Linked DNA regions of Homo sapiens: all the other regions are linked to region 2. The links are chromatin contacts, found by Hi-C or POLR2A ChIA-PET in ENCODE. All regions are on one chromosome and are shown on one strand. The core of a region is the stretch at or near the end of the contact, and the rest is flanking DNA. Distances in the headings are between cores, read along the strand shown. Region 1 overlaps STAT3 (signal transducer and activator of transcription 3). Region 2 holds the start of ODAD4 (outer dynein arm docking complex subunit 4). Region 3 overlaps STAT5A (signal transducer and activator of transcription 5A).

Region 1 (4,474 bases), core at 1,014-3,513, 410 kb after region 2:
TGTTGCCCAGGCTGGTCTCAAACTCCTGGGTTCAAGTGATCCTCCCGACTCTGCCTCCCAAAGCATTGGGATTTACAGGCGTGAGCCACAACACCCAATCCCCATAAGCCTTTTCAATGTCAGCCTTCAACTGATCAAAGGACATGACATTATGTTTCAAAATATTGATAACATGCACAAGGAATAAGTGAATAGAGAGGGAGAAAAAGCTCATTAAATCTATCTCCAAGAATAGAGATATTAGGCCAGGTGCAGTGGCTGACACCTGTAATCCCAAAAATTTGAGAGGCCGAGGCAGGTCGATCTACTAAAATACAAAAAAATAGCCAGGCATGGTGGCATGGGCCTGTAATCCCAGCTACTTGGAAGGTTGTGACTAAGAATCGCTTGAACCTGGGAGGAGGAGGTTGCAGTAAGCCAAGATCATGCCACTGCACTCTAACCTGGGTGACAGAGTGAGACTCTGTCTCAAAAAAATTAAAAAAAGAGAGAAGTTAGCATCATTCCATCATTCTTTGATGGTTTATCACTAGTGTAACAAAGACCAAAAGACCAGAAAGACAGAAAGTGAAAGGAGAGGGAGGGGGACCGCTGCAGGGATTTCTGAACTCCTGAGCTCTTTTCTGGCACTTCTATCCTCCCATTCCCAGAACTTAAGCTTCTTCGTTCCCTGGTCAGGAAGCATTTAAAACTGCTTTCAGTAAATTAACAACACTCAGGGTTAGTGAGGATATGAATAGACAGGCATTCTCATGTAGAGTTGCGCTAAATTTCCAGTGCAGGCTCTGTATCTCAAGTTTCTCCTAAGGCAAGCTGGTGCAACATGCTCACTATAGGGCCTTGCACAGGAAGGGTTGCAGTAAGATATGCTGGATGAAGGTAAAAGTGCAAATTACAGAAAAGCATATAAAGGAAGATCCTGGGCTGGGCACGGCAGCTCACATCTATAATTCCAGAGCTTTTGAGAGGCCGAAGTGGGATGATCCCTTGAGCCCAGGAATTTGAGACCAGCCCAGGCAACAAAGTAAGACCCTGTCTCTATAAAAAATTTAAAAATTAGCCAGGTGTGGTGGTGCATGCCTGTAGTCCCAGCTACTGAGAAGGCTAAGGTGGGAAGACTGCCTGAGCCCAGGAGGTCAAGGCTCCAGTGAGCCATGACTGCATAACTGTACTCTAGACTGGGTAACACAGTGAGACCCTGACTCCAAAAAAAGAAAAAAAAATGATCCTAATATAAACTGTATAAATTTCTATCTTTATGTGTATATACATAATGTGTATATACATAATGACAGATGTCTAGATTGAGCATCAACTAAATTTTAACTACTAGTACTGCTGATGATTTCATTTAAAAATTTTTTCTTCTCTTGATTAATTTTCTGTATTTGAATTTTTTCCCTTAAAAAGGGCATGTGTCATTTTAGATTACTAAAATAACTAAAATTAAAAGGTTTGTCTATCTGTTAAATACAGTTAAACCAAAAGCCTTAATTGAATTATTAAGTAAAATATACTTAAAATATAATAATATAAATACATTTTTTAAAACAAAGTTTCTCCAAATAAAGTAAAAACTTTATTTTATTTTTATTTTTTTGAGATGGAGTCTCACTCTGTCTCCCAGGCTGGTTGGTGTGCGGTAGTAAGATCTCCGCTCACTGCAACTTCCATATCCCAGGTTCAAGTGATTCTCCTGCCTCAGCCGCCCAGAGTAGCTGGGACTACAGGTGCGCACCACCACGCCCGGCTAATTTTTTTATGTTTTTAGTAGAGATGTGTTTTCACCATGTTGGCCAGGCTGGTCTCAAACTCCTGACCTCAAGTGATCCGCCCATCTTGGTCTCCCAAAGTGCTGGGATTACAGGTGTGAGCCACAGCGCCTGGCCGAAATAAAGTAAAAACTTTAATTCTTGGGCTAAATTTGAATATGGAAAAGTCCCCACGTTGGAGATATAGTACCAATTCTGTGGGCCTGCAGTTAAGATCAGAATTCAATCTAGCTTTCGAGAAAGAAAGGAAAAGCTTCTTTCATCCTTTACCAGTTTTCTAGCCGATCTAGGCAGATGTTGGGCGGGCCTCCAATGCAGGCAATCTGTTGCCGCCTCTTCCAGTCAGCCAGCTCCTCGTCCGTGAGAGTTTTCTGCACGTACTCCATCGCTGACAAAAGCCCCGCCAGCTCACTCACGATGCTCTGGTTGGAAACCAAAACAAAGTCAGAAAACATTTCCTCAGACTGTCTCTAACCACATTCTTTAGTCAACTCCAGAGCAGGAACTTCTTAGAAACCAAGCAAGTTCTGCCACAAGACGCTGAAATCCCGCAAGTGAGCGAGACACATGGGGGAAGTGGTCCGACCTATGCCCTTACTCTCCGCATCTGGTCCAGCGCAGTGAGCATCTGTTCCAGCTGCTGCATCTTCTGCCTGGTCACTGACTGGTTGTTTCCATTCAGATCTTGCATGTCTGCGAAGGAAGAAAAAACTCCTTGACCTGAGGGAATACTCCTTGACCTGAGGGAATACTCCTTGACCTGAGGGAATACTCCTGGACCTGAGGGAATACTCCTGGACCTGAGGGAATACTCCTGGACCTGAGGGAATACTCCTTGACCTGAGGGAATACTCCTGGACCTGAGGGAATACTCCTGGACCTGAGGGAATACTCCTGGACCTGAGGGAATACTCCTGGACCTGAGGGAATACTCCTGGACCTGAGGGAATACTCCTGGACCTGAGGGAATACTCCTGGACCTGAGGGAATACTCCTGGACCTGAGGGAATACTCCTTGACCTGAGGGAATACTCCTGGACCTGAGGGAATACTCCTGGACCTGAGGGAATACTCCTGGACCTGAGGGAATACTCCTTGACCTGAGGGAATACTCCTGGACCTGAGGGAATACTCCTGGACCTGAGGGAATACTCCTGGACCTGAGGGAATACTCCTGGACCTGAGGGAATACTCCTGGACCTGAGGGAATACTCCTTGACCTGAGGGAATACTCCTGGACCTGAGGGAATACTCCTGGACCTGAGGGAATACTCCTGGACCTGAGGGAATACTCCTGGACCTGAGGGAATACTCCTGGACCTGAGGGAATACTCCTTGACCTGAGGGAATACTCCTTGACCTGAGGGAATACTCCTGGACCTGAGGGAATACTCCTGGACCTGAGGGAATACTCCTGTCCTTAATGACCAGGCTCCTTTGAGGACCCGTACCTCCCTTGCGCCCCGCCCGCCTTAAGATCTAAACAGAGTTAAGACAAATGAGTCTTTCAACTCAACAACACAAACTCACTTTCTAGAGATTTTAACATCTCTAATATTCACTTGCCTCCTTGACTCTTGAGGGTTTTATAGTTGAAATCAAAGTCATCCTGGAGATTCTCTACCACTTTCATTTTCTGTTCTAGATCCTGTTTAAAATAAGCAAACAAAAAAACAGAAGTAAAGAAAGATTTCCTTGGGAACAGAAAATATAAAGTTTCTGAGGAGAATTCAAATGAAGCCAAAACCTCAAAAAAGATACATGCAGGACCTGCAGGCAGTATCCCCAAGAGAAGGCTCCCTGTTGGCCAGGTGCAGTGGCTCACGCCTGTAATGCCAGCACTTTGAGAGGCTGAGTTGGGAGGATCACTTGAGCCCAGGAGTTCATGATCAGCCTGGACAACACAGGGAGACCCCCATCTCTACAAATTTTTTTTTTTTAATTAGCTGGGCGTGGTGGTGCATGCCTGTGGTCCCGGCTACTTGGGAGGATGAGGTAGGAGGATCGCTTGGGCCTGAGAGGTCGAGGCTGCAGTGAGCTGTGATCATGCCACTGCAGCCCAGCCTGAGTGGCAGAGCAAGACCCTGTCTCAAAAAAAAAAAAAAAAATTAATGAAAGCTCCCTGCCCGAGGCTTGTAACTTGCATCACCTGCACTCTCTTCCGGACATCCTGAAGGTGCTGCTCCAGCATCTGCTGCTTCTCCGTCACCACGGCTGCTGTGGGGTGGTTGGCCTGGCCCCCTTGCTGCCAAAAAGGAGGTCAATGCACATGTGAACACAGAACTATGGGGAGAGGAATACCTCTACCCAGCTTCCATCCCACCCTAACTACCCTTCTTGTTTGGCTTGAGACGCTGCTGCCATCACAAGAGGAAGGGAAACAGAGGCAGTGGTGCTGTCACTACACAGGTGACACTACACAGGTCATACCATAAACCCCCTTTATGGCACTAAGAGACCACATGTTCAGCTAAGACATGGTCTATGCCTTCAAAAACCTCATGGGCAAGTATGTCAAAAAATTCAAAACAATTTATGACAGCAGATGTTGGATGTCTACTTAAACGTGGTGTCCAGTATATTTCTGAGGGATAATAAAAAAAAAGTCCTGCCCTAGGGATGAAATTCCATATTAAAAGATATTATCTTGGGGAGAAGGGGAGGCTGGTACCTTGGAAAATGTCAAATAGCACATGGAAAAA
Region 2 (4,743 bases), core at 1,719-4,218:
AACCCTGTCTCTACCAAAAATATGAAAATTAGCCGGGCATGGTGGTGCACACCTGTAGTCCCTGCTACTTGGGAGGCGGAGGCAGAAGAATCACTTGAACCTGGGAGGCAGAGGTGGCAGTGAGCTGAGATCACGCCACTGCACTCCAGCCTGGGTGACAGAGTGAGACTCCATCTCAAAAAAAAAAAAACTCAATATTTATATTTAGACAGGCATGGTGGCTCACATCTGTAAGCCTGGCACTTTGAGAGGCCGCGGTGGGAGGATTGCTTGAGTTCAGGAGTTCAAAACCAGCCTGGGCAACATGGCAAAACCCTGTCTCTACCAAAACAACACAAAAATCAGCTGGGTGTGGTGGTGCGTGTCTGTAGTCCCAGCTACTCAGGAGGCTGAGGTGGGAGGGTGGCCTGAGCCCAGAAAGCAGAGGTTGCAGTGAGTCAAGATCTCACTACTGCACTCCAGCCTGGTGGACAAGGCCAACTCTCTCTCAAAAAATAAAAATAAAAATTAATTAAATACATATTTACATTAAAATATTTCCAGTTGATTTTTGTATATAGTGTGAGGTAAGGATCAAGGTTTTTTATTTTGGATTTTGTCTTTCCATATGGCTATCCAATTGCTTCAGCACACATTTGTGGAAAAGAGTATCCTTTCTCCATTGAATCTCTTTGGCAACTTCATTGAACATCAATTGATCATATATGTGTGGATCTATTTCTGTTCCATTAATCCATATATATTTACATATTTATGCTAATACCATTACCGTAGCTTTAAAATAAGTCTTGAAATCACAGAATTTAAGTTCTCTTTTGTTCTTCTTTTTCAAAATGGTTTTGGCTATTTTAGGTCTTTTGCATTTCCACATAAATCTTAAAATCAGCTTGTTAATTACTGAAAAAAAAAAAAGGCTGCTGGGGCCAGGCACAGTGGCTCATGCCTGTAATCCCAGCACTTTGAGAGGCTGAGGCGGGCAGATCACCTGAGGTCAGGAGTTCAAGACCAGCCTGGCCAACATGGTGAAACCTCATCTCTACTAAAAATACAAAAAATTAGCTGGGCATGGTGGTGTGCACCTGTAATCCCAGCTACTCAGGAGGCTAAGGCAGGAGACTAGCTTGAAACCGGGAGGCGGAGATTGCAGTGAGCCGAGATCACATCACTGCACTCCAGCCTGAGTGACAGAGTGAGACTCCACCATAAAAAAAAAAAAAAAAAAGCTGCTGGAGTTCTGATTGGAACTGCACTGAATCTGTAGATCTCTTCCTTGCAGGAGGTTTTTTTCTGATTAATCCTGGTTGCTCCAGCAACAGTCCTCAACTCATCAATGAGCCCACCTTAACTTAGAACAGGACCAGTTTCACTGCAGGTCCTTAAACCTGTTGCTGCTCCTTAAACACCCTGTGAATGTACACACCTCCAGCCTTTGCACATGTTATTTCCTTTTTTTTTTTTTTTTTTGAGACAGGGTCTTGCTTTGTTACACAGGCTACAATGCAGTGGCCCAAACATGGCTCACTGCAGCCTCGACCTCCCACGCTCAAGTGATCCTCCTGCCTCAGCTTCCTGAGTAGCTGGGACTACAGGCACACGCCACCACACCCAGCTCACTTTTGTATTTGTGGTAGAGACAGGGCTTCGCCATGTTGCCCAGACTGGTCTCGAACTCCTGAGCTCAAGCGATCCTCCCACCTCAGTCTCCAAAGTACTGGGATTACAGGCATGAGCCACCACACCTAGCTCTCATTCTCTACTTACGTCTACTGGGCTCCACCATACTCACCCTCAGCTCAAATATTACCCCTCTATGAACATGTCTCTAACCCATCCCAGACCCTGGCTGAATCATTCATTTGCCTGGGTTTCACACCACTTTGTCCTCATCTCCCTCACAGGCACACAGAACTTTTAATTACTAGTTAATATCACTTAAGTGGCCGTTACTTGTTTATACATCTTTCTCCCCTATTAGATAAAACTCCTTCAAGCAGGGACCATATTATTTCTTATATTTTGAATTAAACCTTTTGAGATAATCATAGATTCATATGCAGTTCATAAGAAATAAATACAAAAGAGATCCCATGTACCCTTTTCCCAGTTTCTCCCAATGGTAACATCCTTAAAAACTTTAGTACAATAACACAACCAGAAAATTGACACTGATACAATCCACTGATCTTACTCAAATATCCCCAGTTTTACATGTATGCCGTGTGTGTGTGTGTGTGTGTGCATTTGTAGTTAAAGACATCTTTTTACTATTTAAACTTTAACAATGACATTAGGACGTTTTGGAAGTAACGTAGTAAAGGCAGTTAAGCAAGCTACTTAGGGTATCGTTGGAGCCCAGAAGAAGCACCTAGTCCACTTTTGGAGGAGTGGTGATGGTGAGGGAATGGGGAAGGACGTCAGAATATGCCTTGGTCAAGGCCCGCTACTAGTAGCTGCTCAAATAACTGCGTTAAATTATGTTGAACCCAACGTTATTTTCCATGTTTTCTTATGCAAATCCTCGCATCCCTGAGTGTTCCATTATTTTCATATTTATTTGGCAGGTGGAACATTCGAGGCTGGGAGCCCTTACATGCCCCGCGAGAGGTCACGCAGTTAGGAAGTGACAGGAGCGAAGTCAGCCCAAGTCTGCTGACTCCAAGCCCAGTGCTCTCTCCCCCTAATGGCGGTACGCCGTGCACATATCCTTACCACGTATGCCTCATCCCTATTCGGAACTTTGCCTCCAACCCTCTTCCTGTTTTCTTGGCTGTCTTACAAGGGAGCCTTTTCAGGCAGCAACTCCAGAGAGAACCGCCAGAGCGTGCAACAGCAAACACTAACCAGCCCAGCCGTCAGCCACGCAATCATCACTCCCTGGCCCAGTGCGCGGCAGAACTGGCGCAAGCGCACGCCGGCAGGTTGTACCCAGAATCCGGGCCCTTGCCAGACGGGGGCGGAACCGGAAGTCGCTGTACATCTCATGGTTGCTAAGAAACGGAGCTTCCACAAACCAGATAGAGGTTCTCCAGCTTTTCTTTGATTGTCTCTGCTTTAGCGTCTCTAAATCCGGTCACCATGTCGGACCCCGAAGGCGAGACCTTGCGAAGCACCTTTCCCTCTTATATGGCCGAAGGCGAGCGGCTCTACCTGTGCGGGGAATTTTCTAAAGCCGCGCAGAGCTTCAGCAACGTGAGTCGAGCTCTCAACCTATCCATCACCCCATCACCCGTCACTTTTTTTTTTTTTTTTTTTTTTTTTTTTTGTGACGGAGTTTCGCTCTTGTTGCCTAGGCTGGAGTGCAATGGCACGATCTCGGCTCGCCGCAACCTCCGCCTCCCGGGTTCAAGTGATTCTCCTGCCTCCACCTCCCAAGTAGCTGGGACTACAGGCGCGTGCCACCATGCCCGGCTAATTATTTTGTCTTTTTAGTAGAGATGGGGGTTTCACTGTGTTGGCCAGGCTGGTCTCGAACTCCTGACCTCGTGATCCACCCGCTTCGGCCTCCCAAAGTGCTGGGATTACAGGCGTGAGCCACTGCGCCTGCCCCCTGCCCTCACCTTTTGATTGCAGATAACACTGAGGTCTTGATGATGCCTGGAGGACCCTGTTGTTTCTATTATTCACTGATTTTTGATGGACACACTGCTGTCACAGATAAGCCCTGTGGTTGGCCATTTTCTACCAGTTCCCACTTGCAATCTCCATTCTCTGCGTTAACAGTGACCTTTTCCTCCACTTTTACTTAAATGTTTCATGATTAACCGGCCTCCTTCCACAGAGCAGCCTTACCTTCCCATCATTTGCTGGCAGATTGGATGGGAGGTTGCATGCAGAAGCCTCAATGTCCCCAGCACACCGTTGCTTATAAAAGGTGGCCAGTAAGCAACATATGATTATTATTATCAATTTTGAGACAAAGTTTTGCTATGTTGCCCAGGCTGGAGTGCAGTGGCAAGATCTCAGCTCACTGCAACTTCCGCCTCCCCAGGTTCAAGCGATTTTCCTGCCTCAGCCTAGGGAGTAGTTGGGATTACAGGCATGTCCCACCACGCCTGGCTAATTTTTGTATTCTTAGTAGAGACAGGGTTTCACCATGTTGGCCAGGCTGGTGTCGAACTCCTGACCTCAAGTGATACACCTGCCTCGGCCCCCCAAAGTGCTGGGATTACTGAGGTGAGCTGCTGCACCAACCAGCAACATTATTATAGTAACCCTAGTATAAATTGCATCATCCCACCCTAAGGGGATTGGGTGATGGTTTTTGTTGTTGTTGTTGTTGTTGTTGTTGTTGTTTTGGAGACGTAGTCTTGCTCTGTCTCCAGGCTGGAGTGCAATGGTGCGATCTTGGCTCACTGCAACCTCCACCTCCTGGATTCAAGTGATTCTCCTGCCTCAGCCTCAGGCACACTGCTAAGCAGACTGGATTTTTGTTGTTGTTAAGATGGAGTTTTGCTCTTCTTGCCCAGGCTGGAGTGCAGTGGCGCAATCTCGGCTCACCCCAACCTCCACCTCCCAGGTTCAAGCGATTCTCCTGCCTCAGCCTCCCGAGTAGCTGGGATCCCAGGCATGCACCACCATGCTCGGCTAATTTTGTATTTTTAGTAGAGACGGGGTTTCTCCATGTTGGTCAGGTTGATCTCGAACTCCCCACCTCAGGTGATCCCCCCCCACCTCAGCCTCCCAAAGTGCTGGGATTACAGGCGTGAACCACCCCACCCAGTGCATACTCAATTTTATAGATTA
Region 3 (4,285 bases), core at 1-2,500, 380 kb after region 2:
ACAAAGAGGTAGAAAAGATTGGGTCTAGGATATGGTGGGTGGACAGGGGCCCCGGGACTTGGAGGGTTGGTCCTCTTGCCTCCTGGAAAAAACAAAAACAAAAAACTGCAGTGAAAGACAAGCTGCAAATCAGCCATGTGCTGCGTGCCTGTGGAATCTGGAGTGAGGGGTAAAAGCTGATCTGGTTTGACTCCGCTGGAGGTGGGGCCTGGAGCAGGCCTTGCGCTGTTGCGTAACTGGCTGTGTTCTGGTGAGGCCTTGCTCCCAACCCCACACGCTCCTCCCTCTGAGGCTGTAGGACTCGCAGTCAGGGGCAGCTGACCATGGAAGATTGAGAGCCCAAGGTTTAAACTTCTCTGAAGGGAGGTGGGGATGAGAAGAGGGGTTTTTTTGTACTTTGTACAAAGACCACACATTTGTGTAAACAGTGTTTTGGAATAAAATATTTTTTTCATAAATTTGCTGCTATGGCTCCTGGTTGGGGCGTTGGTGGCCTCCCTGGGTGATGGGAACCCCTGGAGCTGGTTGTTCTGTTCCTTCCCGCGTGCATGCCTGATGCTGTCATTTTTAGTCTTAAATTTTAACTCTGCCCGCTTTGCTGTGGTTTTCAGGGTGCTGGCCACCCCTGGAATACTGTCAATGCTTCTCAGAAGGGTAAGGAGCCAGTTTAGGGGGCACAGATTCCTTAAAAAGCAGGGGACTCGAGGTTTGGGGAAATGATGGAGATGGGCGCGGGTGGGCAGAACTCTGACCCAGGCTTCTCCTTAGCAGCTGCTGCTCCCAGCAGCCTCGAAGCTGGCGGCTGAGGGCCCGGCGCCAAGATGCTTCTCAACCCTCGGGGCCAGGGGCAGTCCCAGAGCCGCAACAACCGTCCCATCCTCCTCCTTCCCAGAGACCAGCAGGTGGCACCACGCGGCTGCGCTGTTTTCAGCTGGCTGCCGGCGACTGTGCGAGGCGGAGGTGCAGCAAGCGGGACCGGCTCGCCCCGGCTGGACCCCCGCACTGCCGGCTGCAGCCAGTCCCTGCTGTCGCTGGGGCCCTTGGGCTCAGGGACGCGCGCTCCCTGGGCGGGGCTGGGAGCCAGGTTTGCGGGCAGGTTCCTTCTGAGCTCAGAGCTCAAGCGAGGGAGAGGGGCGGCGCGTGGGCCCCAAGAGGGAGGTGCAGGGGGCCCAGAGCAGGGGGAAGGCGGGGGTGGGAGAAGAGAGGAGGGGAGGGGACGGGCAGGTGCCACCGCCCCAGGGGGCTAATCTGATCCATCTCTGCGAGGGAAGGTGCTCGCTCGTAGCTCCCAGGCGCGGTCTCCAGGGCGCTGGGGCACGTGTAGGGGTGGGGAGAAGCCCTGTGGGCGCCCGCGTAGCTGAGGTTGGGGCGCCTTTCCCTGCATTATCACCGCTGGCTGCCGGGGGCCCTGCAGCCACCACCGGGTGTCTGCGTGTTGTCCCCGCTGGGTGAACTGAAGGGAAAGTGATAAAGGAGCCAACTGTGGAAGGGGAGGCCTTGGTGCGGTGGGAGTATCTACCCCCCACCCCGCTTAGGTGGCTTATCTGACCCCAGACAGGACGAGGCCGCTCTGGGGGGTAGGAGGGGGCCGGGGAGGGAGGCCTCCACTCTGACACCTTTCTGCCGTTGGACTATTGACCTCCTGCTCCTCCAGGCACCCCTTACCTCCGGGCTGGTGGCTAACATAAGGGGGTTGGCGGGGGGGATTAAGGCAACCACCTCCTCTCAAGACCCTTTCCGGCCCTTATCCCAGGCCCCACCTGTGTGTGAGGCCCCCTCAGAACTTATGCAGGGGAAAAGGAAGCCTCCACCAGCCAAACAGAGCTGCCATGCTATCAGACGGTTCCTATATAACGTTTATTTCTGGAAGTTAAAGTAGATACAGCAATATACCAAAAAAAAAAAAAAAAAAAAAAGACAAAAAACCTCACAATAATATAAATTTTTACACTATGAAGTACACATTGGAATTTGAATGCAGTGGCCAGGACAGCAGCTTATAAACCACCTTATAGGTAGGTAAGCAACCCACGGGATTCCCTCGGCTGGGCTGGGGATGGGGAGGGGGCAGTGGACAGGAAGCGGGCAGGGCCTGAGGACCCTGTTCTTTAATGGGCCACAACAGGGCTCAGCTCCTCTCAGAACTTTTGCTACAATCAGAGTTAAGACCAGATACATGCTACCTAAGGCCATGAACTTGACAATATCTGCTCCAGAGAAGCCCTGAACCCTCGCCCTAGGTCCCTATGATTTAAACCCAATGGTAAGCCCAAGTCTCACCTTTCTAAATATTCTGTTTATCAGTTAAGCTTATTATGTACTGAAGAGTGTTGCTGGAGAAGTAAGAGCTCTGCATGACACATCAACTGTCTCCAGGCAGGAGGACTGGGGCGAACCCTGTTCATCTTAGAGAAGGTCGTCTCCCCCTTAATTCAGAGACCAGCTAATTTGATTTAACAAACAGAATTCCACAGAAACTCTGATCAGCTGAGGCAAGGTGGTTTTGAGTTGCCAAATCCGGCCATGCCTCTGAGTCAGAGGCAGCCCATCCAGCACGTGCTAGGTGTTCCCATACGCACAGGAGAGGCGAGCTAGCCAGCCAAGGCGGGCAGGCGGGGAGGCCCTCTAGCTGTTCTGCCTCACCTGTGGGGCCCCAGCAGGGAGGAGTCACCAGCCTCAGAGGGAGGCCAGGTATACACCCTCATACGAGGGCAGACTCAAGTTTATCAGTAAGCCTTTGCCCTGCATGAACTGAATGAAGACGCCATTACAAGTGCCACTGGATATCACCAAGAAACTGGCTAAGAACCATATTCCCTGAGCTCAACCAGACACGTCGCTGGGGCCCCATAGTGTGCATCATGTCCAACCTGTAACTCTCTCCCCCTCTTCTTCCATGAGGTCCTGAGACCAGGATTCCTAAAACAAACAGGATGAGGGACCTTTAGACACGCAAGGAGACATGCCTCTAGCAGGATCAGGGGGACTGGGGTCGGGAGGGTGGGGCAGGAAGGAAGCCAGAATCAGAAGTATCCCAGCCCTGATAAGGCACCCACAGAAACAACCTAGCCTCTGAAACAGCAGATCAAGTCCAGGGAGAAAGGGAGTCAAGGTTGTAAGCACCCTCTGCCCAGCCTTACTCACTAAAAGGCCAATACATTACAAAGGAAAATAAGTCTATTTATAAAAAAAAGTCTAAAATGCTTAGATTCTCCTTAAACCTTCCTATTTCAACACCAAAGGCCAGGTTGCAGCTTCAGATGTCTTAAGGGTTTGACCTGAAGCCCGTTTCAGGGATTATATAAATTACCAGCCTGAAGGAAGCTGAATGCTTAAAGCACCAAGGAGGCTGTTAACTGAAGTTTCTTTTTTTTTTTTTTTTTTTTGAGACAGAGTCTCAGACTGTCGCCCAGGATGGAGTGCAGTGTGCAGTGGTGCAATTTTGGCTCACTGCAACCTCCGCCTCTCAGGTTCAAGCGATTCTCCTGCCTCAGCCTCCCGAGTAGCTGGGACTACAGGCGCCCACCACCACACCCAGCTAATTTTTTGTACTTTTAGTAGAGACGGGGTTTCACCGTGTTAGCCAGGATGGTCTTGATCTCCTGACCTTATGATCCGCCTCGGCCTCCCAAAGTGCTGGGATTACAGGCGTGAGCCACCATGCCCGGCTGCTTAAGTTTCTTAAATACAGAAAGGCTATGCTGATACAGTGTTTTTTGCCCTTTAATTGTTATTATTTCTTAATTTAAAAAGAAACCTAGGGCTTAGATAGTCCTATCTTCTATTTGGATGTCAGCAAGGTTAAAAAGTGCAATGCCAGGAGTATGTAGCTATAGGTGGCCTGTGGCATTTGCTTACAGAAACAGGCAGAAGGATGCCGCAGGCACCAGGAGGCACTTGTCTAAGAACAACAACAACAATAACAAAAAGCTGCTGAGAAAGGAGGGCAGGGGAACAAAACAACACAAGACATTTCCTTTTTCTCCCTCTAGCCACCCCCCGCCACATCCCCTGATCATGGGTCTCAGAGAACACATCCTTATTTGCATTTAGATAAAAGCAGATCACCCACATTCACTCATTTCTCTATTTTTAAAAGTGCCCAGATTGCTCAAAGATAGCAGAAGTAGGAGATTAAAAAAAATCTGGAACCACAAAGTTAGTAGTTTCAGATGATCTGGGGTTTGGCTGTGTGAGGGGTGGCAGAATGCAGGTAGGCGCCTCAGTCGTATCTTTCTGCAGCTTCCGTTCTCAGCTCCTCACATGGGGGAGGTAGCGCACTCCG

The links. A loop is a pair of places that touch in the nucleus more often than their neighbours do. ChIA-PET counts read pairs that join two places held with the same protein, here RNA polymerase II (POLR2A). Pooled maps may share reads with other maps.
Region 1: a pooled map shows a loop between it and region 2 (4-fold over the local background). The contact joins the enhancer-like site here to the promoter of ODAD4 in region 2. A Hi-C loop is called at or near these places in 2 of 50 pooled maps. POLR2A ChIA-PET finds 5 or more read pairs at or near these places in 4 of 52 experiments (B cell, CD8-positive, alpha-beta memory T cell, activated T-cell and 1 more).
Region 3: a loop to region 2 is called in a pooled map, with 2.2 times the contacts of the local background. The contact joins the enhancer-like site here to the promoter of ODAD4 in region 2. A Hi-C loop is called at or near these places in 1 of 50 pooled maps. POLR2A ChIA-PET finds 5 or more read pairs at or near these places in 4 of 52 experiments (B cell, CD8-positive, alpha-beta memory T cell, activated T-cell and 1 more).

The regions. Positions count from the first base shown.
Region 1 is chr17:42,335,393-42,339,866 of GRCh38, forward strand. STAT3 (signal transducer and activator of transcription 3) reads right to left here. Exons shown (of 24, transcript NM_139276.3): 5 at 3,922-4,017; 6 at 3,339-3,420; 7 at 2,371-2,465; 8 at 2,043-2,194. Among named protein-coding and RNA genes, the nearest start is that of STAT5A, 49 kb to the left of the region's middle. RefSeq lists an enhancer at 1,972-2,281 and a silencer at 2,412-2,461. Within about 2 kb of position 2,264, at least 6 of the 41 ENCODE cell types and tissues checked have a DNase peak (open chromatin) inside an H3K27ac peak, as active enhancers do.
Region 2 is chr17:41,927,649-41,932,391 of GRCh38, forward strand. It overlaps ODAD4 (outer dynein arm docking complex subunit 4), which reads left to right and starts at 2,969. Exons shown (of 12, transcript NM_031421.5): 1 at 2,969-3,189. The coding sequence starts at 3,076. It also overlaps a transcript of ACLY not described here. RefSeq lists enhancers at 2,092-2,995, 2,708-2,797, 2,978-3,077.
Region 3 is chr17:42,311,486-42,315,770 of GRCh38, forward strand. It overlaps STAT5A (signal transducer and activator of transcription 5A), which reads left to right. Exons shown (of 19, transcript NM_001288718.2): 19 at 1-458. It overlaps STAT3 (signal transducer and activator of transcription 3), which reads right to left. Exons shown (of 24, transcript NM_139276.3): 24 at 1,839-4,285. The coding sequence ends at 4,260. Among named protein-coding and RNA genes, the nearest start is that of STAT5A, 25 kb to the left of the region's middle. RefSeq lists silencers at 708-847, 918-1,017, 1,138-1,297. Within about 2 kb of position 1,251, at least 29 of the 41 ENCODE cell types and tissues checked have a DNase peak (open chromatin) inside an H3K27ac peak, as active enhancers do.